Linked DNA regions of Homo sapiens: region 1 is linked to region 2. A link is a contact called in ENCODE Hi-C data. All regions are on one chromosome and are shown on one strand. Each heading gives the region's core, a stretch centred on a gene start or an enhancer-like site at or near the end of the contact. The rest is flanking DNA. Distances are from core to core; before and after follow the strand shown.

What was found. Hi-C counts contacts between places; a loop is a spot of excess contacts on that map. Pooled maps may share reads with other maps.
Region 1: a map with no recorded cell type shows a loop between it and region 2 (6-fold over the local background). The contact joins two enhancer-like sites. A Hi-C loop is called at or near these places in 15 of 37 single-sample maps with no recorded cell type and 5 of 50 pooled maps.

The regions. Positions count from the first base shown.
Region 1 is chr9:134,919,650-134,927,102 of GRCh38, forward strand. No RefSeq gene overlaps it. Among named protein-coding and RNA genes, the nearest start is that of FCN1, 5.5 kb to the left of the region's middle. RefSeq lists an enhancer at 5,367-5,506. Within about 2 kb of position 5,507, at least 2 of the 41 ENCODE cell types and tissues checked have a DNase peak (open chromatin) inside an H3K27ac peak, as active enhancers do.
Region 2 is chr9:134,391,505-134,398,581 of GRCh38, forward strand. All of the region lies in intron 1 of RXRA (retinoid X receptor alpha), which reads left to right. Among named protein-coding and RNA genes, the nearest start is that of MIR4669, 16 kb to the left of the region's middle. RefSeq lists enhancers at 1-278, 319-528, 2,385-2,544, 4,852-5,031, 5,409-6,317 and a silencer at 1,479-1,773. Within about 2 kb of position 4,812, at least 17 of the 41 ENCODE cell types and tissues checked have a DNase peak (open chromatin) inside an H3K27ac peak, as active enhancers do.

The DNA of each region.
Region 1 (7,453 bases), core at 4,257-6,756, 530 kb after region 2:
CATTCACAAGGGCTGCAAACTGGTTTTGAGACATCTAAGTGTCCCAGGAAAGGAATCTCAACTCCTGGAATTATTGCTCATGCCCCCAGGCTCCTTGCTGAAAGAAACAAAAATCTTCTCTGAAGGAGAATGACATCATCCCAGGTCATTATTTCTGCAAAGTGTTTTATTTTTTTCAAATGAAATGTTAAAACACAATCAACGATAACCAGGCTCATGGGAATAAAAGACAATGTGTATAAGGACCAACAGAAACAACAGAATATAGAAAGAGGTCTTTGGAAGCTGTGGATACAGAAGTTACAACATAATTAACAGGAAAAATGGAAAACCATCCTCAGAGACTGAGAACAAATAAGGATGCTTGTCATCACCACTGTGGTCAACATTGTATTGCATGTCACTGTCCAGTGCAGTAGGCAAGAGAACAAAACCATAAAAAGATTGGAAAGGCAGACACAAAGTTGTTATTTTCAGAAGACATGATTGAGGATGTAGAAAATTCTAGAGTTTCTACAGATAAACTAGCAGAATAAAAAGTTTAGCAAAAATCAATTGTGCTTCTAAAAACTAGCCTCAAAGAATTTAAAAATGAAATTTAAAAAATTTGCATCAGCAACACCAAATTCAAATAACTGTGAATAAGTCTAACAACATCCATGCTGGTCTTCTGTGTACAAAACTATCAAATAGGAACAGAAAGACCTAAAAGAAGATTAAAATAATTAGAAGGATATTCTATATGTGTGGATTAGAATACCAAATATAGGAAAAACATTCATCTTCTCTTAATTTATCTAAATATCCACTGTATTATCAATTAAACTACCATTTTCTGTGACAATTGACATGGTGAATTTAAAATTTATATAAAGGGCCGGGTGCAGTGGCTCACACCTGTAATCCCATCACTTTAGGAGGCTGAGACAGGTAGATTACTTGAGGTCAGGAATTCAAGACCAGCCTGGCCAACATGGTAAAACCCTGTCTCTACTAAAAATACAAAAATTAGCTAGGCATGATGGTGGGCACCTGTAAACCCAGCTACTTAGGAGGCTGAGACAGGAGAATTGCTTGAACCCAGGAGGCGGAGGTTGCAGTGAGCCAAGATCGAGCCACTGTACTCCAGCCTGGACGACAGAGTGAGATTCCATCTCAAAAAATATATAATATATATATTTAGCAGGGTGTGGTGGTACATGCCTGTAGTCCCAGCTACTCAGGAGGCTGAGGTGGGAGAATTGCTTGAACCCGGGAGGTGGAGGTTGCAGTGAGCCGAGATTGCACCACTGCACTCCAGCCTGGGCAACAGAGTGAAACTCTGTCTAAATAAATAAACAAATAAATAAATAAATAAATAAAATTTATATAAAGGCAAGAGGCTGATAGCCATGCTATTCTTGAGCAAGAAAAAACAAGGGTGAGTTGCTTGAAGTGACACCAGCAGTCATTATCAAGCGATAGTGATGGAGACAGTGTGGGGCTGGCTTAGGCGTACACAGCAAACCTAGGGAAGTGAGTAGGGAGTGCAGAAGCAAATCCAGGCACATACGGACCCTAGATTTATGACATGGTGGCTCTAAAGAGCAATAGTGAAAGAATAAACTTTCAATGAGTGGCACAAACTACTGGAGAGTCATATGGAAAAACAAGAAGTTACACTTGACTTTTATCAGATGAAAAAAAAATCCACATCAGGAGAAGGGTAGACCCAAATGTGAGAGGGAAAACAGCAGTTTTAGATCATATTATAAGATCTCCAATAGCCTTGCAGTTATTTTAAATAAGATGGAAAACCACAAACCATAAAGGACAAGTGGAAAAATTGATCATGAAAATAGTATTATTTCTTTTTCAAAATACACCACCGTGGGAGGGAAAAGACGAGCCAGGGTGAGGGAAGAGAGGTTTCAACACACAGAAGTGACAAAAGGCTTGTATCCAGAATAAAGGGTTTCTGTAAATCAACGATGTTGTAGAAAGTGGGAAAGTGACTTCAACAAACGCTTATAAAAGATAATATTTAATAGATGATGGAAGTATGAAAACATGCTCAACTTCATAACTAATCCAAGAAATGAAAACTTAAATCTCATGAGATGACTGCAGACACTAAAATTTTTCTAAACAGCCAACTCTGCAAGGTTTTGGTGAAGAAGTGTCAGAAACCTTGGTACAAGCACTTCGGAAAACTGGCAGTATTCCCAACAATTCCCTACGACCAGCATATTCCATAACCAGCGATGTTCAGCTCAGTTCTACTCAACAGAGAGGTGTGCCCAGCTGGAAAGAAGACACGTGTGAAAATGTCCAGCCCCACGCCGGAAACAACCCAAACGTCCATCCGCAGCAGAATGGGGCCGTCAGCTGAGGTTCGTTCATACTGGAGCATCCTGTAGACCCATAAAATGATCGGATTCCAGCTTCACGCAAAAGCTTTGTTGAAATCCGCAAGCACACGGAGCATCCAGGGCGCCAGCACTAAGGCATGCGAACTGTTCATTTGCATCTGTACAGAGTTTGAAAGTGGGCAAAACTGAACAGCAGTGTGAAGGAATGCATGCTCGGTGGCAACGTGGAGAAAAAGGCCCAGACCATGCCAGTGAGATGACCGCTCCCTTAGCAGGGGCCAGTGAGACGACCGCTCCCTTAGGAGGGGGAGCCCTTAGGCCTGGAAGGGGCACGGGGGGCTGGAGATGGGTTTTGGCTTCATTGGGTGATGCAGGTTTAGTTTATGCACTCTGGTGAATGGGTGTTAAATTTCACTTAAAAGAGCAAGCTTAAATAAACTATTTAAGTAAAATAAATAGAACACATAAGGGTCACCATCGTCCTGTATTGCTCCCACCACAAGCTATAGCCCAGCTGTCTCTGGGAGGTTTGGGGATGTTGAATGCCTGCTGGTTCACTTCCCTGTTGCAGCTCAGGCTTCTGGGAGGTTGAGCAACCCCTAGCCTGGCTGTTGCTTCACGTGCTGGGTCTGCAGCCTGAGATGAGCCTTGGAAGGATACAGAGGGAGAGGCCAGCCAGTGAGGCTGGTCAGAGTGGGGCTGGTCAGAGTGGACAGAGGGAATTCCTTCCCCCTGGACCATGCCCACCCCCGAGGGGTTCTGACCCCATGGGTCAGCAAGGCAGAAACTCTCACACTGTAAAATGCAACAGTTTATTATGAAGAGAAGAAGTGTGGCTGCAACCAAAAGAAAATATAATCTAGCAAAAAGCCTGGCTGCCCAAGCCCCAGGAAGGGTCCTTCTGGCAGATGACACAGGATCAGTCACAGGCTGCTGTGCGGATCATTGGGGATATGCCCTCACCGCACCCTGCCCCTCGAGATTACAACCAGGGCAGCCAGAGGGGTCCTGCTCCACTTCCTCCTGGAGTTAGTCATCCCCAGGACAGCCTCTGCGGCCTCCTCACCCCCAGGGTGTGCCATGTGGTACTTCCTCTCTGCTCTAGTGGACCTGGGGGTCCTTGCTGTTTCTGTTTTGTTTTTTTTTCCTGAGACAGAGTCTTGCTCTGTTGCCCAGGTTGGCGTGCAGTGGCGTGATCTCGGCTCACTGAAGCCTCTACTTCCCGGGTTCAAGCGATTCTCCTGCCTTAGCCTCCTGAGTAGCTGGGATTATAGGCACCTGCCACCACTCCCAGCTAATTTTTTGCATTTTTAGTAGAGACGAGGTTTTGCCATGTTGGCCAGGCTGGTCTCAAACTCCTGGCCTCAGGTGATCTGCCTGCCTCAGCCTCCCAAAGTGCTGGGATTACGGGCTTGAGCCACTGTGCCCGGGTGTTCCTTGCTATTTCTGAAATCAAGAAACATCCTTATAACTGGTTTATGCTTGCCATAGGGGTGCCACACTGTGCTCACCTGTTGAAGCTCAGGTAATACAGCGACAATGCCACGGAATAAGAAGCCACCTGAGAGAGGGTGGGGCTCGCTGCACACCTGCTCTGGGTCCACACACCCCAGGAGCTGCATGCAGATGACTGCACAGAGGAGCCCTCCCAGGCACGTTAGTTCAGGACTCCACGTATGCGGGAGGAATGGCAGAGACTCAAATGACACTCTCCAAATATCCCCAACAACTGTGGACAGGACAAAGTTGAGTTCCCGGCTCACCACAGTGAGGGACAGTGCCAGCTCAGAGTGCTACAGCAGTGCCTCAGATCAGGAAGGGAAGGAAAGGGAAGGTCCAGCTTCTTGAGAGCTCCAAGTCTGGTTTAGGGTGGATCTTCCAGAGGGCTGGGTCAGGGGATTTCGATGTAATAGTTTTGGGTGGGTGCACACAGTACAGCCAGTACCTTGAGATGAAGAGGGTTCAAGAGTCCTGGAGCATACACTCTGGATTCCTGTTGAAGAGTCAACGGGAAGAGTCTCTTGGTTGCAGAGATTAGTCCCACCATCAAGGACTTGAAAGACATAGGGGTGGTGTTTCCCACCACATCCCTGTTCAACTCTCCCATTTGGCCTGTACAGAAGACAAATGGATCTTGGAGAATGACAGTGGATGATCGTAAGCTTAACCAAATGGTGACTCCAATTGCAGCTGCTGTACCAGATGTGGTTTCACTGCTTGAACAAATTAACACATCTCCTGGTACCTGGTATGCAGCCATTGATTTGGCAAATGCCTTTTTCTGCATTCCTGTCCATAAGGCCTACCAGAAGCAATTTGCCTTTAGCCTGCAAGGCCAGCAATATACCCTCACTGTCCTATCTCGGGGGTATATCAACTCTTCACCTTCGTGTCATAATCGTGTTTGCAGAGGTCTTCATCGTTTTTCCCTTCCACAAGGTATCACACTGGTCCATTACGTTGATGAGATTATGCTGATTGGATCCAGTGAGCAAGAAGTAGCAAACGCACTGGACTTATTGGTGAGACATTTGTGTGCTAGGGGGTAGGAAATAAATCTGAGTAAAATTCAGGGAACTTTTCCCTCGGTAAAATGTTTAGGGGTCCAGTGACGCAGGGCCTGTCGAAATATTCCTTCTAAGGTGAAGGATAAGTTGCTGCATTTGGCACCTCGTACAGCGAAGAAAGAGGCACAACGCCTCGTGGGCCTATTTGGATTTCGGAGGCAACACATTCCTCATTTGGACATGTTACTCCAGCCCATTTATTGAGTGAACAGAAAGGCTGCTAGTTTTGACCTACATCCTGAACAGGATAAGGCTCTGCAACAGGTCCAGGCTGCTGTGAAAGCTGTTCTGCCACTTGGGCCATATGACCCAGCAGATCCAATGGAGCTTGAGGTGTCAGTGGCAGATAGGGATGCTGTTTGGAGCCTCTGGCAGGCCCCTATAGGTGAATCACAGTGGAGTTCTCTAGGATTTTTGAGCAAGGCCCTGCCATCTTCTGCAGATAACTACTCTCCTTGGGAAAGACAGCTCTTGACCTGTTACAGGGCTTTAATGGAAACTGAAAGTTTGACTATGGGTCATCAAGCCACCATGTGACCTGAACTGCATGTCATGAACTGGGTGCTTTTTGACCCATCTAGCCATAAAGTGGGTCACGTACAGCAGCATTCCATCACCAAATATCTACGTGATTGGGCTTGATCAAGTACTGAAGGCACATGTCAGTTATATGAGGAAGTGGCTCAAATGCCCATGGTCTCCACTCCTGCCACCCTCCCTTTTCTCCCCCATCCTGCACCGATGGCCTCATGGGGAGTTCCCTATGATCAGTTGACAGACAAAGAGAAGACCAGGTTCACAGATGGTTCTGCATGATATGCAGGCACCTCCCGAAAGTGGACAGCTGCCGCACTACATCCCCTTTCTAGTACATCCCTGAAGGACAGCGGTGAAGGAAAATCTTCCCAGTGGGCAACTTCGAGCAGTGCACCTGGTTGTGCCCTTTGCATGGAAGGAGTAATGACCAGATGTGTGATTGTATACTGACTCATGGGCTGTAGCCAATGGTTTGGCTGGATGGTCAGGGACTTGGAAGAAGCATGATTGGAAAATTGGTGACAAAGAAATCTGGGGAAGAGGTATGTGGATGGACCTCTCTGAGTGGTCAAAAACTGTGAAGGTATTTGTATCCCATGTGAGTGCTCACCAATGGGTGATCTCAGCAGAGGAGGATTTTAATAATCAAGTGGATAGGATGACCTCTTCTGTGGACACCTCTCAGCCTCTTTCCCTAGCCACCCCTGTCATAGCCCAGTGGGCCCATGAACAAAGTGGCCATTATGGCAGGGATGGAGGTTACACATGGGCTGAGCAACATGAACTTCCACTCACCAAGGCTGATCTGGATATGGCCACTGCCGAGTACCCAGTTTGCCAGCAGCAGAGACTAACACTGAACCCTTGATACGGCACCATTTCCCAGGGTGATCAGCTAGCTACTTGATGGCAGATTGATTATATTGGACCTCTTCCATCATGGAAAGGGCAACCATTTGTCCTCGCTAGAATAGACACTTCAGATATGGGTTTGCCTATCCTGTACGCAGTGCTCTGCCAACACTACCATCCATAGACTCACGAAATGCCTTATCCACCATCATGGTATTCCACACAGCATTGCCTCTGACCAAGGCACTCACTTTACAGCTAAAGAAGTGTGGCAGTGGGCTCCTGCTCATGGAATTCACTGGTCTTACCATGTTCCCCATTGTCCTGAAGTAGTTGGATTGATAGAATGGTGAAATGGGCCAGGCGCGGTGGCTCACGCCTGTAATCTCAGCACTTTGGGAGGCCAAGGTGAGCGGATCGCCTGAGGTCAGGAGTTGGAGACCAGCCTGACCAATATGATGAAACCCTGTCTCTACTAAGAATACAAAAATTAGCCGGGCATGGTGGCATGCACCTGTAATCCCAGCTACTCAGGAGGCTGAGACAGGAGAATCGCTTGAACCCGGGAAGTAGAGATTGTGGTTAGCCAAGATTGCACCATTGCACTCCAGTCTGAGCAACAAGAGCAAAACTCCGTCTCAAAAAAAAAAAAAAAAAAAAAAAAGAATGGTGAAATGGCCTTTCGGAATCACAATTACAACGCCAGCTAGGTGACAATACTTTGCAAGCCTGGGGCAAAGTTCTCCAGGAGGCTGTGTATGCTCTGAACCTGCATCAAATATATGATACTATTTTCCCCATAGCCAGGATTCATGGCTCCAGGAATCAAGCAGTGGAAGTGGAAGTGGCACCACTCACCATCACCCCTAGTGACCCACTAGCAAAATGTTTGCTTTCTGTTCCCGCAACATTATGTTCTGCTGGCCTAGAGGTCTTAGTTCCAGAGGGAGGAACGCTGCCACCAGGAGACACCACAATGATTCCATTAAACTGGAAGTTAAGATTGCCATCTGGACACTTTGGGACAGGACCTCCTCCTGCCTCTAAGTCAACAGCCTAAGAAGGGAGTTACAGTGTTGGCTGGGGTGATTGACCCAGACCATCGAGATAAAGTCAGTCTACTGCTCCACAGCGGAGGTAAGGAAG
Region 2 (7,077 bases), core at 3,562-6,061:
GGGCTGTGGGGCAGGCGGGGTTTCTCCAGGAATTCCCCTGCTTCCCACTCACCCTCCTCGAAGGTCTGGCCCTGTGGTGGTGCTAGACACAGTTCAGGGGTACGGCCTGGAAGGGAGGCTGCGCTGCCCAGGAGCCCCTGCCTGGCCCTGGAGAGGTGAGCATTCTGCCAAGTCCCCGAGCTGGTACCCGTCCTCCAAGGTGGGCGTCATTGCTGGAACTCTCAGGGCTCATGGGTGTCTGCTGTGTCTGGCCACCCTGGTGGTCGAGGGGTGGCCAAGGGGTGGACCGAGGCTTCAGAAAGCCAGGCCTCCAGGCGTTGACCCGGCAGCTCTTGTTCCGGGCTTGGAAACATCTCGCCTCCTTGAGCCCTGGTTCCTCCCCTGCAGGACGGGGGCAGGAGGAGCGGCTCCCCCTTGTCACCACACTTCTGTGAGCTCATGTAATGAAATGTTGGCCTGGCGTGCACCTGCAGTTAGGTGTTTGAGCTGTGGTAGCTGCGGCCTACGGCAGCTCTTCTACCACATGATGGAGTCTGTGTGTTTGCAGGGGGCCGTGACAGTCACCTGGCTTGGTGCAGTGTGCAGGGCAAGCCCCGGTGTCAGAGCCTCCATTTTGCAGAGGGGGAGGGTGGGAAGGACGTCACATGCAGGCGATTGGGGCTCCCAGCTTCCTGGTGGCCCCACGCCTTTGGTCACGCCCTTTCCGTGACTCCGCTTCTTTCCACGGGGACTCTGCCAGGACTGGGGCTTGACTCCCGCCCTCCCACCCTCCTAGCCTCTGCCCCAGGCAGCAGATGGGTGGTCTGCTCACGATGCCCCGGGGGGAATGGCCGTACAGGGGCACAGGTCAGCTTACCGAGTGTCTCCGGCCTTGTGGCTGGAAAGCAGCTCTCAGGACTCTCCGGGGCCCCTTGGCATCTTTCTAGGTGGGTGGCCCTGAGCCCACCTCCTCCCTGTACCCCCATGGCAGGAGCTCCTTTTTGGGAACCAGTGGAGCGAGCGTGGCTGGACAGGCCTGGCCCCAGAGCTGCGCGATTTCCATCACGGCTCTCCTCTGGCTTCCTCCTTGGCGCTGGCTGGGCCAAGCCCTCCTGACTTCTGGGTCCCTGGGATGGGTGGGTGACTCCGTCCATGAGGCTACCTGAATTCTCGCTTACCCTAGCCATCTTTAGGCTGGGGGATGTGGGTGCTTCCTGGTAAAATCAGATGCCCTGTAGCTCTCCTAAAAGGGCCAGCCTCAGATTTGCGGTCCCTGGTCCTGGCCCCTGGGTTCAGGACTTCATTTTGGCCGTGCGGGTTGCACCTTGGGGATGGGCGTCCCTTGAGGTTTGTGCCAGTCGTGGGAGTGGAGGAGTAGCGGCTGCGTTGGGAACCCGTCCCTGGGCAGGCACTCTGGGATGGGGCTCCGAGTCCCACAGTCACTGGCCGGTCATTGCCAGCCCCTCAGCCCTCTAGGGACAGACCCTGCCTGCTCGTCCCTGTTAGGGGCCAGTTCTGCAGGTGGTTACTTGGCTTCTTCTTAAAAAAAAAAAACCCATCCTGCCCTGGGAAACCCGGGAATCATGGGGAAGCGGGAAATGACAGTAGGGAATTGACATTTCCTGAGCCAGCGTCTGGGGCATCGGACCAAGTGCAGGGCGAGCTGGGCAGGGAGGGGTGCAGCCGGCTCTGCCGTCAGCCTAAAGCCATGAGCGACCTGGGCGCTCTTCTCCCTGTAGCACTGGGGCACACACAGGGTGGTGAAGGGGGCATGACACAACCAGGAGGCTGGGTCACAGAGGACCAGGGGTCTGTCAAGAGTTTGGCCTGCACCTCCCAGCTGCCTGGCCCAGGTGTGCCCCTCCTGTCCACATCTGCCTCTAAGCTGTGAAGAATTTGGGAGTGGATGCTGCTCTGGGGCTGTTTCCTCTTCTGAACCATGGTGGTTCAGGCAGCCTGGTCCCAGGTTAAGTGTGCCCCTTAGCGCCTGGGGCATCCCTGGACAGTGGCCGCCATGGGCATCTGGCAGCCCTGCCAGCGTGGTGGGTGATCATAGCAACGGCTGCAAGACTCGGGGAAGGTGGTGCGTGCATATCTGGTTGAATGTAGCTGGGCCTGGTGTGAGGCCTGTGGCCGCAGCTCCCATGGTGGGCTTCTCAGGGGAGTAGGCATGACAGGGTGGGGTTCCTGCAAAAACCCTAGCCCTCATGCCCCAGTTAGTGAGTGTCTTCACCTCTCAGCTCTGTCTTGAATGCTTCCTGGGTGCAGGCACTGACTGCTCATGGGGAGCCCCCTCCTGAGCACCCTCTTCCTCCTGTGTGTGCTTCCCACTTCCCTCACTGTGGCTGGGCTGCAGCTGTACCTGCCACCACTGGGTCTAACCCCAGCGCCCCTGGGCTGTATGAGTGGGCTGTGCAAGGGTGGCCATCAGCCTCGGCACCACTTCCTATTCTTCCTTCTGCCGCTGGCCAGTCCTCAACTTGCTCAGTATGGCCAAGAGGACCCAAAACACCATCCCCTTGCTATTTATGACAAAACTTGTCAACCTCTCTGTCTAGGCTTCAGCCTGCCATCTGCACAGTGGAGCAGGGCAAGGGGTTGCTCAGCTGGTAGTGATGGTGACGGTGGTGGTGGTGGTGATGATGATGTAATGATGGTGTTGATGATGTTGGTGATGGTGGTGATCATGGTGGTGATGATGACTGATGATGTGTGATGTTAATGGTGAGTGATGGTGATCATAGTGATGGTGGTGGTGATGACGGTGGTGATGATGACGGTGATGTTGATGGCAGTGACAGTGCAGATGTGTCATTGCACGCTCGCTGGATGCCTTCACAGACATTGCTTTAAGCTGAGTTTTATAATCAAGAGTGGTTTTCCTGCCGAGGCCCTTTGGGTGTTGATGGAGCCTGTCTCCATGAAGGGCCACTGCCTGTGCCCTGGGAGTTTGAGGTCAGTCAAGACTGAAGGGTGTTTGGTTGGTGTCTCCTGACTGAGGCTTGGAGAAGGTCAAGGTGTGTGGGTCACTCTTCCTCATTCTCATGCCCTGGCAGCTCGCGGAGGTCTCTGGGGGAGGCCCGGGCAGGGTCTCATAGGTCTGGGTTGCAGATCTACCCCTGCCTTTGGATCCCCTGCGGACTGAGCTGCCTGGCCAGCTGCACTTGCACGCTACGTGCCTCAGGGGCCAGAGGCCTCAGGCAGCACCCCTGGTCCCCTCATCTTGACATCACGCCCCCTCACTACCCTGCGTCTCCCAGTCTCCCCTTGTGCCAGCCCCTGATCTTGCACTGGGGAAACTGGACAAGGTCCCCACCATGGGGGCCTCTTGGGCTGGGAGGGCAGAGGTGTGAGAGGCAATGTCAGGGGGCCCCATGGAGCTCAAGGAGGGAGAGGCCAGTGTTTGGCTCCTCCTGGGTGAGCGGATAGGGAGTCAAGACCCTGCTTTCTCTGCATTTGTGCAGGGGTGGTGATAATAAAAGTGGGTTTGGCATTCAGAGTCCTTGAGGGTCTCTTGGTCACGTGGAACCTGGGGGACCAAACTCACAGAGGCAGAGGCCGGACAGGAGTCCAGAGCCTGACCGACCTGGCCTGGCTGGGCTCTGTCCTGAGGCTGGGACACCGTGGGCTCTCAGGGAAGCATCAGTCCCCTCTCAGTCCTGGCAGGAGCCTGTCTGTGCTGGCTCTGCAACCCCGGTCACTCCGAACTCCCACATGTCCATGGGGCTGGCAGGACTGTGGCGTTGTGTCTGGTGCAGACCCAGATTTCTGTCCCTCCCTTGGCGGAGTCCCGCCTGGCCTCACCGTGGCTTCCTGTGTCCACCGCTGCTTCCTTCTCACCCTTTCCCTCCTGGCCCACTGGCCGGCCATGGGGGGCTGATCATGGAAGGGCCCGTCTCACTGGGCCCTTGGGGCATCTCTGCATGTGTCACGGAAGGTTGGGTAGGGCAGGGCTAGGGAGCAGGCTGGTCAGGGCTCTGTGTGGGGCCGGCAGTCCTTAGGGCCACTTCCTGGGGGTTTTGTGAGCAGTTGCGGGCTGCAGTGAAGGAGATGGACACCTTGGTGTGCCAGGCCCCATCCTCCTTTCTCCTCCAGAGTCTGGGTGGTTCTGGGGCACCCCTGGCTCAGAGCAGGGGCCTGAGTGTCCATGTTCCCGCAGGTGGGTGACTTCATAGGCCTGGCCGAGGTGGGGGGCTGGACCTCCCCATGGGGCCCCTTGGCATTGCCTTCAGGGAGCTCCATCATCCGACCCTGCTTTGGGGCCCTCAGGCTCCTGTGGAGGCAGGCCTGGGTCTCTCCTAACTATTCAGGAGGGCCAATCTGGCCTGTCCTCAGATGGGGCTGAGATTTAGGGCCAGGGTGTTGGTTGGGGAAAGGGCAGGGTAACCTCAGAAGAGCTGAAATTCCAGCCTGGGCCACCTGAGCTGTAAGCTGACACTTGGCCTGGAGGCCGCTAGCGGGCCATGCTCCTGGGGCTGGAGGTGACAGGCCCGAGTCTTTGCCTGCCCCTGCGGGGAGGCGGGAAACAGATGTGCAGCAGGTACGGAGAGCCCACCCCGCCGAGGGCCCGTAGGGCCCATCTTCAACAACCTCTGCTGTTGGCATGCCCATTTTACAGAAGGGGAGACTGAGGCTCATCTAGGCTAAGGGGTTGCCTAGGGTCTCTCCGTCAGGGAGTGGTGGGTCTTGTGGGCCCAAGGGTGAGCAGAAGCCCATTCTCACCATGGCCGGCATCTCCTGGGTTGGGCATGGCTGCCCGCCCCACCCTAGTTCCTCAGGGCCCCTCACCCTCTGGGGCTTGTGGCCACTTCCTTCCTCTTCCTCCTACACTAACCACCTTCAGCTTCCCCCAAACCTTGACGCGCCGTGGTCCCTGCCACGTCCTCATCCCTGTCCCCGCCAGCGCTGCCCTTCTCCCTCCCCTGGGAGGCCAGGGGAAGCAGTACTTCCGGAGGTGGGGGCTGGAGGTGGGTGATCCAGGAAGCTCTGAGGGCCTGCTAGCTGCTTGCAACGGGGTTTCAGTTCCGGGCGGGGGGGTCCCCAGGCAGGTGGCATAGGGTTGCAGGGACGTTGCAGGGACCGGGAGCAGGCAGGCTCAGGACCAGCTCTCATCTGGGTGCTGGTTTACCCAGTGGGCTTCCTCATCGCAGGCCGAGCTCCTCCCTCCTCCCGGGCACCCTGCCTTTCCTTTGCACCATCCTGGATTCCCCACCGTGGAGCCCACGGGACCCTACCCCAAGCTCCCCCATTTAGAACGCCGTCCTTCCCTCCGCTGGGCTTCCTGGGGCGCCAGATTGGATGGTCCGGGTGTCCTCTGTTTTTCATCTAGACAGGTGACCTGATCACTCGGCCCCAGCCTGTGGCCTGCTCAGACCCTGCCGCGATTGGCCCTGCAGATTCCAAAGGGATGTGGGGATTTTGAGTTCCCCTCTCCAAGGGCCGGAGGTTCCCTGGCTGCCCAGGAGGGGGCTGGAGTCCTGAGGGCTCACCCCCGCCCCCACCACAGTCAGACTGGCATTTCCTGCCACCTTCTCTGCCTCCCCCGCCTGCCAGGCAGAGGCCGGAAGGGAGTTGGTGGGGGTTCCCCAGGCTTCCTGCTCTGGGGTCCAGGGAGCAGAAGCATCCTGGCACTGGTGAGCGTTCTGGAGGGAACTGTGCAGCTCAGGAACTTTGGTCAACAGGGTGTCCCTTCCCTCTTCCAGCAGACCCTCTGGGGTGTGAGTGTCCCTGGGGTCCTGAGTGGTGCCTGCATACACCTGGGGTGGCAATTCACCGTCTCGCGGAGCAGCCTGTGCCGTCACTGGGCAGCAGTCAGGACAAGAACATTCCTTACTTCAATGTTACTAAACCTGCCGCTTAGCCCCCGACACTCAGGATCTGCCATCTGGGGGCCCAGGGAGCTGCTCTGTGCCTGCCCTGGGTGCTGGCATTCCGGGGCATTCATCTCTGGTACAAGGCTTTTGCTCCCGGCCTCCAGGTATCTGCACTTTAGAGTCAGTTTTGTGCCAAGGGAGTGATCACTCCACCACTTCTTCTGTGCAGTCTTCCTGGATAGAAATCTAGTAGCTGTGAGAGGCGCCTTGGGGCTACTGGGCACTGCCCCTGCCGGGATCAGGGCCTGCTTTCTGCTCTTCCGTTTAGCCCTGGAGGTCCCTGAGTTCTTCCTGAGCTCCTCCTCGCCTGGGGTTCGGAGTCACACTGATTGCCTGTGGTCCCTAAGTGGGCACGGTGGGTGTAAGGGGTGTGAGGGTCTGGGATTGTGGGGCCCTGTATGGCTCAGGTTCTGAGGTTCCCAGATCCCGCCATTCAGTTTTGCCACTCAGGCCCCTCTGCCGCTCCCTTGTGTGGGGAGGGCTGTGTGTCTGCTGGCTCCCGGGTTGGGTCTGAGTGTCTGAGGCTGTCCCTGTGGTTTGGGGGTGAACCTGGAGGGCCACGGAAGTCAGTGAAGACCAGCTGGTAACAAGTGCCCCTGCAAGTCCAAAGTAGGATTTTTTTATTTTTTATTTTTTTTTTGAGGCAGAGTTTCGCTTTTGTCACCCAGGCTGGAGTGCGATGGCGCGATCTCTGCTTACTGCAACCTCCGCCTCCCAGGTTCAAGCGATTCTCCTGTCTCAGCCTCCCAAGTAGCTGGAATTACAGGCGTGCACCACCATGCCCAGCTAATTTTTGTATTTTTGGTAGAGATGGGGTTTTGCCATGTTGGCCAGGCTGGTCTTGAATTCCTGACCTCAGGTGATCCACCCACCTCAGCCTCCCAAAGTTGTGGGATTACAGGTGTGAGCCACCCTGCCCGGCCCCAAAGTAGGATGTTTTAAGAATAACGCCTATGGTAGCCACCACTTAATCAGGGGTGGGGACGGATAAATGACCTGGAAGAGACAGAGCCCACACACGGGGCCCTTTGCTGTGAGTAGAGGATGTCGAGGCATTTTTTGCCTCTTCTTTTTTAATGTCCTCTTCCTGGCCAAAAAGCATCTCTCTCTAGAGGATTCCAGAAAACACACCCAGCCTATTGTCACCCAGGCTCTGGGAAGGTGTCTGCTATGGACGGAGTCTGTGTAAACAGGAAGGGCTGGGAGCAGGGCCCAGGGGCAGCTG